Regions from separate parts of the Homo sapiens genome. Here all the other regions are linked to region 2. A link is a contact called in ENCODE Hi-C or POLR2A ChIA-PET data. All regions are on one chromosome and are shown on one strand. The core of a region is the stretch at or near the end of the contact, and the rest is flanking DNA. Distances in the headings are between cores, read along the strand shown.

The links. Hi-C counts contacts between places; a loop is a spot of excess contacts on that map. ChIA-PET counts read pairs that join two places held with the same protein, here RNA polymerase II (POLR2A). Pooled maps may share reads with other maps.
Region 1: a map of tibial artery shows a loop between it and region 2 (3-fold over the local background). The contact joins the promoter of PAPPA-AS2 here to the enhancer-like site in region 2. A Hi-C loop is called at or near these places in 3 of 168 maps with a recorded cell type or tissue (chondrocyte, left colon and tibial artery) and 4 of 50 pooled maps. POLR2A ChIA-PET finds 5 or more read pairs at or near these places in 1 of 52 experiments (OCI-LY7).
Region 3: a loop to region 2 is called in a pooled map of heart right ventricle, with 2.6 times the contacts of the local background. The contact joins two enhancer-like sites. A Hi-C loop is called at or near these places in 3 of 168 maps with a recorded cell type or tissue (breast epithelium, chondrocyte and tibial artery) and 1 of 50 pooled maps. POLR2A ChIA-PET finds 5 or more read pairs at or near these places in 1 of 52 experiments (A673).
Region 4: a map of right cardiac atrium shows a loop between it and region 2 (11-fold over the local background). The contact joins two enhancer-like sites. A Hi-C loop is called at or near these places in 3 of 168 maps with a recorded cell type or tissue (IMR-90, chondrocyte and right cardiac atrium). POLR2A ChIA-PET finds 5 or more read pairs at or near these places in 1 of 52 experiments (BJ).
Region 5: a loop to region 2 is called in a map of PC-9, with 5 times the contacts of the local background. The contact joins two enhancer-like sites. A Hi-C loop is called at or near these places in 2 of 168 maps with a recorded cell type or tissue (PC-9 and chondrocyte) and 2 of 50 pooled maps. POLR2A ChIA-PET finds 5 or more read pairs at or near these places in 1 of 52 experiments (BJ).

What each region holds. Positions count from the first base shown.
Region 1 is chr9:116,362,426-116,365,125 of GRCh38, reverse strand. PAPPA-AS2 (PAPPA antisense RNA 2) reads left to right here and starts at 1,450. Exons shown (of 6, transcript NR_170222.1): 1 at 1,450-1,529. It overlaps PAPPA (pappalysin 1), which reads right to left. Exons shown (of 22, transcript NM_002581.5): 18 at 2,387-2,534.
Region 2 is chr9:115,590,451-115,593,150 of GRCh38, reverse strand. No RefSeq gene overlaps it. Among named protein-coding and RNA genes, the nearest start is that of LINC00474, 330 kb to the left of the region's middle. Within about 2 kb of position 1,395, at least 6 of the 41 ENCODE cell types and tissues checked have a DNase peak (open chromatin) inside an H3K27ac peak, as active enhancers do; they include tibial artery, where a contact is called at or near this core.
Region 3 is chr9:116,475,946-116,478,645 of GRCh38, reverse strand. All of the region lies in intron 20 of ASTN2 (astrotactin 2), which reads left to right. Among named protein-coding and RNA genes, the nearest start is that of ASTN2-AS1, 27 kb to the left of the region's middle. Within about 2 kb of position 1,410, at least 7 of the 41 ENCODE cell types and tissues checked have a DNase peak (open chromatin) inside an H3K27ac peak, as active enhancers do.
Region 4 is chr9:116,232,830-116,235,529 of GRCh38, reverse strand. PAPPA (pappalysin 1) reads right to left here. Exons shown (of 22, transcript NM_002581.5): 7 at 1-391. Among named protein-coding and RNA genes, the nearest start is that of PAPPA, 80 kb to the right of the region's middle. Within about 2 kb of position 1,334, at least 4 of the 41 ENCODE cell types and tissues checked have a DNase peak (open chromatin) inside an H3K27ac peak, as active enhancers do.
Region 5 is chr9:116,317,297-116,320,126 of GRCh38, reverse strand. The region is part of intron 10 of PAPPA (pappalysin 1); the gene reads right to left. PAPPA-AS2 (PAPPA antisense RNA 2) reads left to right here. Exons shown (of 6, transcript NR_170222.1): 2 at 327-504; 3 at 1,383-1,523; 4 at 1,736-1,869. Among named protein-coding and RNA genes, the nearest start is that of PAPPA-AS2, 45 kb to the left of the region's middle. Within about 2 kb of position 1,511, at least 7 of the 41 ENCODE cell types and tissues checked have a DNase peak (open chromatin) inside an H3K27ac peak, as active enhancers do.

The DNA.
Region 1 (2,700 bases), core at 201-2,700, 770 kb before region 2:
CAGGGAAGGGCTCAGCCTGGGAGGTGGAAGTCAGGCGCATTTGGAGGAAAGCGAGGATACAGCTGGGGCTGAGGAGTGGATGAGCAAAAACTGCTCTCCTGCCTTGTTTCTCATTCTCACCCTCAGTCTTCCTGTCTCCCTATGTGGCTTTTTCTCTCTGATCTCCTCCAGTGTCCCTATGCACTCATCATCTGCCCTGGATTATCACATTTATAAGATGGACATCTGGGTGCCAGCCGTGGGGACTTGGGGTACAGGAAAGGAGTTAATTCAGGCTGCAATATCATATAGATTTCTTTCCCTTTCTGCTTTGACCATGAAAACACTCAGTGGGTAAAGAAATACCACCCTCCCACCCCTTCCCCTCTTTCTCCACTGTTCTGATGGAGAGAAGACAGCCAGGTATCGTACTCATTTGCGTACAGTTGAGACATCTGAATAAAATATGTAAATGCGTCTGTGAGGTTTGTTTGCCTTTTGTGCGTCTTTCTGTGTGTTTGATATGTTTTGGGACATAAAATGTGTTTGTGTTTGTTGAAGTATGAGATTTGTATGTATTGCATGTGAGTGCTGTGTATAGGTTTATGTGCTACCTGTGTGTGTATGTGTTTGTGAGAGTGATGCATTTGTGTGGTATTTGGCTGATGTGTAGGTGTTAGGCATGAGCTTACTATATGATGTGTGTGTTTGGGGCTGTTTGTTTATGAAGCATTTCAGCATGTGGCATGCGTTTATGTATGCACGTGTGAATGTATTTGAATGTGTCAGTGGGTATAGATATGCAGCAAATTTGTTTCTGTAGGTTTTCCCTAAAGGTCACTTAATTAGGCTTTTTCTCACAGAGCCACTCAATGCCAGTTAAGAGTATGAATGAATATTCACTTGCATATTCTGATTGAGCTGGAGGTTGGGACCCCATCACAGACATACTTGTTCAGGACCACGCACACCTATCAGGAATGATGGAAAGGAGAAAGTGTTGGCCTTGGGATGGTGCAGCCCATGCTGCTCACCATGGCAATACTTGTTGCCCAACCTTCTAGAATGCCTATATTAGCAGGTCCTATAAGATCCCATCTCTCTGCAACACTCCTGGTCAGCATCTCATGAATTGGTGGCTGTATAAGATCTTAAAGTACCTTCCAAACCATCAGCGAGAGCAATCATGTGTTTTGGTGTTTTCTGACCCATGCAGGAGCCAGTGTCCTGGGCTAAACACAAGAGTGCTGATTCCCACTGTAAGTTACAGTGAAGAACTTCTGCTATCTGAGGGCATGTGTTTTCATCTTCAAAAAAGGATGGACAGTCCCCATGAACCTTCCCTCTCCAACCACACAGGCCTTGCTTCTGGACATGCAGTGATAACTCTCTGTTTGCTGGATGAAGATCATGTTGGCTCTATGCACATTCAGATAACCTTCTACACCAGACACCCCTGGTGATTGCTCTATAAATCATATTGGCCAGGAGAAAGGATGTTCAGTTCCCTAGGCTTTTCATCATGGTCAATTAGGGAATCAGCCCAAAAGGTCAGCATCACTGCCCTTAAATGAGGTCACACTCCATGCACTCTGAGTACCCCGGAAAGCTGTGGTGCTGGTGATTAATGCATGTGTCCAGACACCTGGTTTCAACGAGGCAAATCCCTGGCATACAATCCCAGCTTGTCTCTTCTCACTGTGTGTATTTCTCGAGCTGGCCTGTCACCATGCAAAGAGTATTTTGAAAATGCAGTTTATGCTCATCTTGGATGCAGCTGAGATGCCATGGAAAGAAGTCAGACTTTGGAATAGGATGGGTCTCAGGATTTGGGAGCATGTTCCATTATCCCCTCAAGTTTTGATTCCCTCATCTGTTAAAGGTTATTGTGAGGATAAGATATAATGCCTTTCAAGTGCTTGATGAAGGGCCTGAACTATATCAGGTACTCATGAATGTTTAGTATGATGCAAATTTCAAGATTAATAATAAAAGAAGCTGCACCAGACTGCTATTGCTTCCCTAAATGTGATGTGTGCTTTCATAACTCCTGCTCCTCAGCCACAGAGTTTCTTCTGCCTGCAATAGCATTTCTTCCCCGACAAGCTTTTTCAAATCCCCAAGTAAGCATCCCTTCCTGTGGGAGTCTTCTGTGTCCCCACCAGGCACCTGACAGCTTTTCTGTATTCTGTTGTAACTGTGCACACTCACCCACCATTGTGTCACCATATCCCTGTCCCTGACCCTCTTTCTGGGAGGACATGGTCTACACTAATTCATCTCTCTTTCTGTAGTGCCTACGCAGGAACTCATGTGGCCAGGGTGTTCAATGACCCACCCAGGCATTAGCCCTGCATTGCTGGAAGGAATTGCCCCTCCTACTGCTCCCCTCTCGGGCCCATCATACCTATGGCATAGCCATCAGGGCACTGCAGTTTGAGGTTGCTGTTGAGCTCGTTTGGAACCGAGCACTGGCCTTGCATCTCCTGGCAGACATGGAAGGAGCCGTTCCAGGTGCCATCTTTCCGGCAATGAATGACATTGCTCCCAAGTCCCTGAACAACAGAGAAACAGAGTTAGGACCAAGAGAGACACCAGCCCCAATTGAATAAGCTATTCTGAATACAACAGAAAAGAATTTTTCATCTCTCCAGAGCTCTGAAGTGTTCCAAAACAATTTCTTAACAATGGTTGAAACTCAACCACCCTGAAAGAGGGGTA
Region 2 (2,700 bases), core at 146-2,645:
ATAATAATTCCTGCTTTAGAGGGTTGATGATGAGATTATATTATAGTATTAATCAGGATGAATTTAGAAAAGTACCTTATGTGGAAAATAATAATCCTTGGTAGCTACTGACTTGATGCCTATCATCTGTCTCCTTTGGATATCAAGCAGCCATTAATACTTTAGGTTTCCAAATAAGAAACTGAGGTTGAATATGGGTCAGTGACAAGTCCAAGGTCACACAGCCAGTAGATGGCAGAGCTGGAATTAGACCACCAGTGTGATATGCCCCAAAGCACTAGTTGACTCCACTGTACCAGGTATTAGATGCACAAAGTTTGCTCTTTTTCTTCACCCTTCATTTTGTTTCTTAAGATGAACATTTGAATGCTACAATGTACCTAGCTTTGTGCATGCACACAAATAAGTATCATCAGATTCTTTGTACAGATGTAGAAGCTGAAACTCAGAAACACTAAATAATCTAACAAAAATTAACAATTACTGAGAGATCTGAGATTTGGGCTCTGACTTTCTGATTATTGCTATAGACTATTGCTTTAATCCATCCTCTACTGACTCATTTGCTCATCATTCATCTCTAATTATGAAGTATGTTTCTGTTTCTGTTTACATCCCAAGAGTTGCTGGTTTATTTAAATGGACATCTGCATTTATTAAGGTCCCTGGCTCATCTAATTGCGATCTGTTTTTCTGCCCATAGAGGAATGGAGGGTTATCTTTGGTGTATAAGATTGTTTCTCAGACTCCCATCAGCTCAAGAAGAGCGATGTGTCCCATGAGGGCAGAGGACAAGCTGGCTGAATGGAGAGAATGTCATCTCTGAGCCTAAGGAGGGGTTACCGCTCCAGTTAGTCTTAAAAGAGGTGACGGAAGAGCCTTATAAAAAGAATTACTGGGAGAGTTTCACAAAAATAAATAAAGGCCACTCATGTTTCCCAAGGCTATACTTTGTGTCTATAAAGACCCAGGGACACAGAGCCCAAATGTGGTTTGTTTGTTTGTTTATTATTTATTTATTAGATACAGGTTCTTGCTCTGTTGCCCAGACTAGAGTGCAGTGGCACAATCATAGCTCACTGCAACCTTTAACTTCTGGGTTCAAGCGATCCTCCCACTTCATCCTCCTTAGTAGCTAGGGCCACAGTTGTGCACCTCCATGCCTATTTTACTTTTTTGTAGAGATAACGTCTCCCTATTTTGCCCAGGCTGGTCTCAAACTCCTGATCTAAAGCAATCCTCCCACCTAGGCCTTCCTAAGTGCTAGGATTACAGATATAAACCACTGCACGCAGCCCCAAGTGTGGTTTGATCAAAGTCAGTGAAAGAGCTTGGCAGTAGCCAGGCTCCGTGACTACTAACTTCCTGTTAGAACTAGGTATTCTGTCCAAACCCTTGGAGTATGACACACAGGGATCAAATTACCCATGGCGTGAAGAAATTGCTCTGCCTGGCAGTTGCTTCCCTCTAGTGGTCACTTTGCCTACAAGCAAGAAGATGCTTGGATTTGAATCTTAGAATTGAAAATCCAACAGATAAAAATAGGATGCTGTTTTACCAAGAAAGTTGGGTGTGGACCTCCATACACTCTCAGAGGAGTATGATGGCAACAACAGCAACGACATAAAATACAGAGGTGTGCTTGTATTCTGGTCTTTGCAAAAGTGTGTTTTGTGAAATATGTTAGAGGAAAAAAATTAATTAAAATATTCTGGCCGGGTGCGGTGGCTCATGCCTGTAATCCCAGCTCTTTGGGAGGCCGAGGTGGGCGGATCACGAGGTCAGGAGATCGAGACCTTCCTGGCTAATACGGTGAAACCCCGTCTCTACTAAAAATACAAAAAATTAGCCGGGCGAGGTGGCTGCTGCCTGTAGTCCCAGCTACTCAGGAGGCTGAGGCAGGAGAATGGCGTGAACCCGGGAGGCGGAGCTTGCAGTGAGCGGAGATCGCGCCACTGCACTCCAGCCTGGGCGACAGGAGCGAGACTCCGTCTCAAAAAAAAAAAAAAAAAAAAAAAAAAAACTCTAATCTGGGATAGATGAACACACACATAATTTCTTTTTAAAAAATTGAGAAATGTCGATATGTGTTGTTCCTTTTTTCTGCCTCATTTCATGAATTCCCATTTTAAAAATGGGACAGTTGAGGTCCACAGGACAGTCACACAGTGGTTAAAAATGGGACAGTTGAGGTCCATAGGACAGTCACACAGTGTTCCAATGCTGTGCTTATGCAATGACAATGTCTTTTGGAAATATGTATCAAGACAGAACCTCTATTGGCCTGTGTGCCTGCCTGAACTATGCTGAACAGAGACCCATGCTAACTGATAACATACTGTAGTGTGAACAGAAAATAAATGTATGTGAAGAAAAAAAGAACTTAAACAAGAAGTCCTCGAGATCTTTTTGTTATTTGCTTCTGCAGCATAACCTCAGTTACCCTGAATTCTATAACACATCTTTCATTAGCTAGCTTCTGTTTTGCTCCCCTCTGGTTCAAAGGGTACAGGGGACAAGGAGATGGGTCATTTATTATTCCTGATTGACTTCTCACTCTCTAGGCCCTGCCGAAGATTAAAGCTGACTTCCTTTCTCTTGGGGTGTTTCCCTGAACTCCTCAGAGGTTTCATGTTGGACACTCCTCCCCTGCAGCTTCTTTGACCCCAGGCTTTTCTAGCTATTCTAGGAGGTCTCTGG
Region 3 (2,700 bases), core at 161-2,660, 890 kb before region 2:
GCAAGGGTCTAGTCCAGGTGAAAGAATTTCATTCAGCTTAAGGTCAGATATTTCTGCTTTCTCTTAGCATCAGTGACCCAACCTGCTCAGTGGGCCTGTCAGGCCACATCCTAGATAGGACCCTGAAGGGACTTTCAGCTCCTATGAGAAGGGAGCAAAGAGGAAACCTTCCATGCTGACCAGAGGCCTGAGCTGCAGCCCAGGGTTTATCCAGGACACACCAGGGAAAGAATCCAGGAGAGGCTTGATAGGGTTCTTGTGCTGCTCTGTTCTGGCTTTTTCTTCCCATTGTGAACTTTTCTTTCCTTATTTCATTTTATTCCTCCTTTCCTCCCTCCATTCTTCATTTTCTTCCCTGGCTCTCTTCCTTCCTTCCTTCCTTCCTTCCTTCCCTCCCTCCCTCCCTCCCTCCCCCCTTACTCCCCCACTACCCCTCCCTTTCCTTCTTTCCTTCCTTCCTTTCTCCCTCCCCTTCCCTCCTCCTTCCCTTCCTTCCTGTATCCCTCCCTCCCTTCCTTTCTCCCTCCCTACCCCCTCCCTCTCTTTCTTCCTGTTTCCCTGCTTCCTCTCCCATATTTGTAACATCTCTCCTTTGCTTTCTCCTTTTGTTCTTTTTTTAACTGTTTCTGCCTGGCCTTTTATTTCCCCCTCTGCCCTCTGTTTCTTCTCTTTTCTTTCTTGTTCTCTCTTTCTTGGTCATGGACACTACTTCCCTCTCCGTGTCACCCTGGCTTCCTGTCCATCTCTCTCTGTCTTTTTCTTTTCTTTCATTTTTTTTTTTTTTCTTTTTTGATTAGGGATCTCACTGTGTTGCCCAGGCTGGTCTTGAACTTCTGAGCTCAAGCCATCCACCTGCCTTGGTCTCCCAAAGTACTGGGATTACAGGCGTGAGCCACCGTGCCTGGCCTGTCTCTGTCTTTTTGTGTCTGTATGTACCTCTCTTCTACTTGCTCTCTCTGTGTCTCTACCCCTGTCTCTTTCTCCTTTTCTTATCACTTCTCAGTCCCTCTCTTGCTCAGCCCTAGGGTCGCTCTTCTTTTATCCTCCTGTGCATTTTTCTCTCCACTTTCCTCCTCCGACACCCAAACAGCCCACACCAGCCTAAGTACAAGGATTTCTGCCTATTATCTGATTCTGGGCTGAATGGCAATTTAGGTGTGGCCAAGGGTCTCGGAGCTCAGTAGGGACGGGGGTGACTGATGTCCCCAAACTCGAGTGGAATGTGAACTTCCCTTGGCTGTGGTGTCCAGTCCTAATTGGTTAGGGGATGGGGGCAAGTACGGCAGCCTGGCGACTCAATTCCATCTAACATCAGGTCGTACTGACCTCTCCAAAGTGCACAGTTGGGGCCTGGGAGAGGGGAATAGCTGTCCTCAAGCCAGAAGCAAATACAGCCGTGCATCCCAAGCCAAGAGAGACTCGTAGAGGAAAAATAACGCTGTTTTTCAGCCGACAGACAGTGAGGCTCCTAAAACCTGCTGGGGACTCTCAAGCAGGCTGTTTCTTTCCTCACACTGCGTCAAGATTCCATCCAGGAATGGGACACCAGCCAGGGTTCCAGAGGGACAGGGCACAGACTGCTCATGTGACCTTGTGGAGTGGGGAGGGGGTGGGAGCTGAGGCTGCGCTGGAGGGCTAAGCCTTGAATACTGAGCAGAGGAGCTGGGCTTTCTCCTGCAGGCGGAGGGGAGCTGGGCTTTCTCCTGCAGGCAGAGGGGAGCCAGGAAGGGCACTGGAGGAGGGACAGGATGTATCTTAACCTGTGTTTTGTGGTGACAACCCTGACCATGGTTTGGAGAACAGGCTGAGTTGAGTTGAGAGCCAGGAGGGCCATTTGATATTGATAAAAGGGGGAAGGATGGAGTCCACACACATTTGGGGACCAGCGAGTGTTGCTCTGATTAGCGAATGTGCTGGGCCAAAATGGAACAGCACAGTCTCAGGAAACATCTGGAAACAGATTTTTCATAACTTACTGCAGTGCACAGTGTTCAAGAAAAGCGCATATTTGTTGACTGTCTAGGAGGTGCCTCACAGTAAGGTAGGCACTTGTGCTGCAGAACTAACCAAACCAAAGTATTTGCCCTCATGGAGCTCATATTCATGGTGATGAATACAGAGAAAGGACCAGGCTGTTACCTGACACTGCATATCATGCTCCAGGGACCGTGGGGACACCAAGGAAGAGCCACTAGCCCAGCCAGGGGAACCCTCCGCTGCAAGTCTTCTGAGGAAGTGAGAGGATGGATTGCAGTGGGTTGAACAGTGTCCTTGAAAAATTCACATCTACCTGAAACCTTGGGATGGGGCTTTATTTGGAAATCATCTTTGCAGATGTATTTACTTAAGGATCAAGATGAGGTAATACTGGATTAAGTTAATTCCTTAATTCAGTGACTGATGCCGCTCTGAGAAGACAGAGCAAAGAAGGCATGTGAAGACAGAGGCTGAGATTAGAGTGATGCCGCCTCAAGCCAAGGAACACCTCGGGCCATCCGAAGCTGAGAGTGGCAAGGAAGGATTCTTTCCAAGAGCCTTCAGAGGAAGCATGGCCCTGCGGATGCCATGATTTCACACGTCTAGCCTCTAGAACTCTGAGAGAGTACACTTCTGTTGTTTTAAGCCACCAAATTTGTGGTGCCCTTTTAATGGTAGCCCTAAGAAACTAATATGAGGGAAAAGAGGATTTGGGACAGAGGA
Region 4 (2,700 bases), core at 85-2,584, 640 kb before region 2:
GTGTCTGCAGTGGAGGTCAACATGGCAGCATCGATCTCCAGGTGCTCATCCAGCGTGTAGATTTGGATGCCATACACCTCCTCGCCCACGTCCCAGAGTCTGATGGTCAGTGGGACATCACAGAAGACATTCTGAGGACCCAGGGAGATGTTCTTCCCACTGACAGCCAACAGTTTGATGTCATTGACAGCTCCACTAGAGTCCCAGTCAGTGGAGACAAAGGTCACCCAAATGGTCAGAGACTCAGGGACCAAGGGGTAGAGGAACTCCAGCTCGAGGTAGCAGCCTTGAGGCTCAGGGCAGGCTGGAGGAACCGTGTGTGGGTTGACAGCTGAATTTGGGCTCCAGGTGCGGACACTGGACTTACAGGGCTGTTCAACATCAGGATGACCTATGCAGAAGAGATGAGGGAATGAGTTCTTGGGGAAAGAGCTTTATTCCCATCCTTAGAGTTTCCTGTGGACCCCAGGAGAAATTGGTCTGACTAGAACTTAGACAGAGGGGAAAAGGAGAGGAAGGTTCTTGGTGCCTTGGTGAATCTGCTATACACACAGCATCCATCTCATCCCCACCCCTGCAATACAGATTTCAGAGGAATCACCAGACATTCAGTCAAACTGCTTTCATCTCACTACCGAGTCAATGTTCAAACTTTCCTTCCTCATCTTCCACTTAGGAGGCTGTGCTGCCTAAGATGAAAAGAAGTAAAGGGTACATATTGGCTAAACACCCACTGTGTCCCCTGAACTTTAATTCTTGCAAGGACTTATTTAGGAGGTGATAAAACTAAGGCTCCCAAATATAGAGTGAATCGATCAGGTTCATACAACTTGAAGTGTAAAAGCCAGCATTGGAACCGAGTTTTGTTTCATTTTGGAATCTGTATTCTTTGCTGTTCTCCCTATTGGATGCAGGGGACAGTAGAATAAATTAGAATCCTTGTGGTATTACTGCCATTGGTAAAACCTACTTGGACTGACAGAAATCCTAACCCCACCCCCCGACCAGCAAAGAATAGGTGAGCATAAATAGCATCCACCCTGCAGACTGAGGACCTGGGAGGAAACTGTCTAGAACCATGAACAACAGAGCTGGAAGGCAGCCTTGGAGCCCTCTTATCTCTCCTCCTCCCCTTCTCTACATGCAGTCATTCCATACCACTGAGCTTCTCCGCACTCTGTTCTGTCTCACTCAGGAAGGGGAGGGTTGGGTGAGGAGCGGGGAGAAGGAAGGAGGGTTTCTTCTCCTCTTTCCCTAGGGAGATGATGCCTCATCCCCACTGATCTCAGCCTGCAGCGACTTCTGAATTTTTCTCTGCTGAGATCACATCTAGACTCCCAGAGAGCTCTTCCTTGCACTACTGAGGAAAATAACCAGGACTCAATGTAGTGATTGGCTCTAATTTGTTTAAGGGAGCCTCATGAGAGAGACAGACCGGATGGTAAGATGAAGGACCTCAAGTTGCCCAACTAGACACCTTAAAAAAAAATTAAGAGACAGAGTCCTGCTCTGTTGCCTAGGCTGCAGTGGAATGGTCTGATTGTAGCTCATTGCAGGCTCAAATTCCCCTGCCTCAGCCTCCTGAGTAGCTGAATATAGGCATGTGTCCCCATGCCCACCTAGCCACATTCTTTTTTTTTCTTCAGCCTCAGTGGTTGGTTGGGAGGGTGGTGGTGACCCTAGACATTTCTGAAGCAAATAAGAAAAAAAAAAGATCTTTGCTTAAAAACGCTTTGTGGTAATGTTACAGGGTAACAGGAATCACTATAATGTCAATACTAGAAAGTTATTTGGAGTGAAAAAACTATGCCAGTGAAGGCTGTAAATGCCTCTAACCTCCTTGCCTCTGCTTAGCCAAGGAAAGAAAGAAGCCACCAAGTGGAGATGGAGAAGAGAAGAGGAAAAGAGAAGGAGGGGTGAGAAAATACACAGAGGCTTCTTAGATATAATGCATCACAGCAAGAAAAGATGGATTTAATTACAAGATTTCCTCTATCTCTCCTTGGCTAGTTTCATTCATTATTTGCAGTAACTGCTGGCTCAAAGCAACCTTTAGTTTAGGGTGTAAAACACAAGTAGGACTCCCCACCTAGCTGAAGCCTTTCTTCTTGTCTACTTTCCCACACACTGAGTTCCTGACTTTCTTAACTTTGTGGGATGTTGACACACATGTATCACTTATTCATTCAGTCAACTTCATTGAAGGCAGCACTTTACAGTATATGAAACACATCTCCTAGTTATTAGTTAACTCATCTGATTGTCATCAAAATCCTGTAAGATCGTTGTCATTTTGTCTCTATTAAAGAGCACTGCTTCGCTCAACGCCATGTAGCTTTTGCTTAATACAGTGTGCCTAGTCCATAGAGTATTCACATAGCAGATGCTAAATAAATATTTGTTAACCTTCTAGCCTGTTAACATTGAGTTAAAAGTTACAGCATAGAACATTAAAGCATGCTTCCTGATGGTGGGTGCCAGGTGAACATTCCACCCCTCCATGGGCTTTCTCCTGCAACTGGCAAGGGATGATGTAATCTTCCTCCCTTCCTTGGAGAAAATGACTGTCAGGGGTGGGAAGCCACAGGAGAGCAAAGATGACAAATCTGCCTGGCTCATCCTTCCTCCCTAGTTTCTTGTTAATCAACAGAGGGACCAAATACTTCCAAAGGACAGGAAGGTGAGTCTGGTCATTATGCT
Region 5 (2,830 bases), core at 262-2,761, 730 kb before region 2:
ATACTAACATTTTTACAGATAGGGAAACTAAGTTTCTTAGAAATGATATGGTTCAGAATCATAGAATTGATTCTTAGAGACTACTCATTAAATTCCTCAATTTCATACACACAGGTTCAGGATTTCTGGGGGACAACAGATAGATGTCTCAACCTTCTTCTAAGGGAAAAGCTTATGTTAGAGGCCTAAGACACCATTCATGAAAGTGGTAAAGCTAACATGTTTTCTTTGCCATCATTTACTGTCCAGCACCTATGTTCCAAACATAGATTCCCCACATTCCCGGGAAGCCAGTATTACTATCCTCCTTCTTGTTTGTCCTACAGATAAACAGCCTGGGCTCAGAGGTAATAAATAAGGTGCCAAGGCCACACCTGTTCGGAGTGGATGTTGAAGTCTGTGTTACTTCAGTTCTATCTCCTATTCCCAGTCCATTCTGCAGATGAGAAAACTGAGACCCACACAGTGTACATGCTGATCTTAATGAGAATGATGACAATAACGGTGAGGATGATAAATATCCAAATGCTTCCACCTCCATGGACACCATCCTTATGTCACTGTGATGGGGAGATTCATCACCCACCCCACCCCCTTTTTCAAATGGAGAAAGAAAATTCACAATAGCAGTGGAAGTACTGATTAATATAATGACACTAGTCACTCATTTATATTGCATGAAATGTTAGTTCTCACACCTCTACCCCATGGGGTTGGCATCAGCTCCCCGTTCTGCAGACAGTACAGCCAGGCATTGGGCCGAGTCCCTTCCCAGATGCCCGTTTTGAGGAGGAGATGGGCAGGGGGCTTGAGCTCCTCCAGCTAGTAAATCCTCTAACAAGGGAGAGTGATTAGTGTCGGATGTGGCGGCCGCCTTTTGTGCTGCTGACAACTGCTGCCATTAAAGGCCTGGCTGGGCTCATTTCACACGGGCCCTCCGCAGGCCTGCTCCCTGTCTCCCTAATTATGCCATTCACTAGTCGCCCAGGCCCGCCTATGAACTCCTGACCCAGCAGTGAAAGACTTGGGATCTCATTACTAATCTCTTAAGCCACCTAGTCCTCCAAAATACATCCATTTAAGTTGGAGGCCAAGGCTTTGGGGTGGGAGGCGGGGAGAGGGAAAGTCTGGCACAGAGACTTCTCATGACATGGCCATTTCCCCTTTCGGGAGACTGTGGCCTGAGCCACAGGGCAGCTGGCATGACTGTCCGGCTCAGCCCAGGGCAGGCCCTGCTGAGGGTCGGCGGCTGGGCCTCAAGAATAGGAGGCCCTTGGATGGGAAGGGGGAGGACATCTGGGCCCACCTGTTTGTAATTTCAGGGGTGCGGGTGGGGGATGAGGCCTGTGTTTGTTTTAATTATTATTATTGTTGTTGAAAAGGGAGGAAAAAAATGAGCAGAAACTGCTAACATCTGGAGGCTGCTGTCCAGTTTACGTAATCTCTTGCTGCAGAGGAGGAACACGGGATCCCCAGCCAGATGGTCCGTGGGTGACTTCACAGCACATGTGCTACCTCCAAGAGTAAGATGCTGACGGGGTTAAAAGAGTGGGATGCAAAACCTTCCTTGTATTCTTACAGGGTGAGAGGCAGTGGTTTGGGTGCTCCCAGGGATCTGTTTTCTTTTGAAAGCATCTTTTTTTTTTCTGTCCAGCCTAGGATCAAATGTTTCTATGTCTCTCTCATTCTGTCATTCATTCATTCAACATTTATTTAGCACTTATTTATGTGTTAGGTTCTTCATTCCCATGGTCCACATGAAGAAAATGGACCCCAAAGGAACAAAAGCAACAAAGATAAAAATTCCTTCTCCTCCCATGGGGGTGGGAGGTGAAGAACGAAGCAAGCAAACACTCATAGAGAAATGTGGTAGGTTCTGTGTTCAAGCTCTCTGAAGGCTGAGGGAGGGGCTTGGAGAAGGGAGTTGCTGAGGCAATCTATATCTGAAGGCCAGGTCTGAAAGGCAAGATCTTAATATCAAATGGGCTCTGGAGAGCAGGAACTGGAGGAAAAAAAATGGCCAGAGGAGAAAAACTCGGCCACAGCTAAGCCATGACAAACCCAGTTTCCCAAATGATGTCAACAGCGGAGGCGTGAAGGATAAGTTTGAGATGCTGAATATTGTTGCAAACACAGTTCTGAGCACGTTATTTAAAAAAATACATTGCTAACTTTCTGTAGTTTAAACTTTATTTTTGCATTTGTACTGAAAGAAATTAATGAAATGTCATGAATTCTAGATCAGAATATAAAACCAGTGTAGACTCTGGATCAGATCAAGAGAGCACTGTTAACTTCAGTCAGGATGAACACTCAACTCTAGACAGGAGCACAGAGCTATTGCCAGCAGTAGAAAATTCTGAGGCATTTCCAGCTCCAGATAAGAATCCTGAAAAATCATGAATTTTATTTCAGGGCCCGAGGCATTGTCAGTTCTAGAGCAGTATGTTGAGCACTGAAACACTTCTAAGTTCTGGACCAGAATACGAAAACACCATAATCCTAAAACAGGGCTGGGTAATGCCTTCTGCTCTATAGCCCCAAACCTGAAACTGACTGAGATTTAGACACTGAAGATAAAAAACAAAAATCTACTTAGCTTTAATCCAAATGCTTTCTCTGCTGGCTCTAGAGTGAAATTCAGAAACACAGACAACCCTGGAGTAAGGCACTAAAATATGGACATCTCCATCACTCAGCTCAGAGCTATTAAGACTAAAGGGGGATGTCTTAGGAAGCTTCTACACCTCTCTTTGTCCTTTGATTTTAAATCAAAGTCCCTGGGCATTCATGGGTTAATCAGGAAAGTGATGATCACATCCAAGTTCGG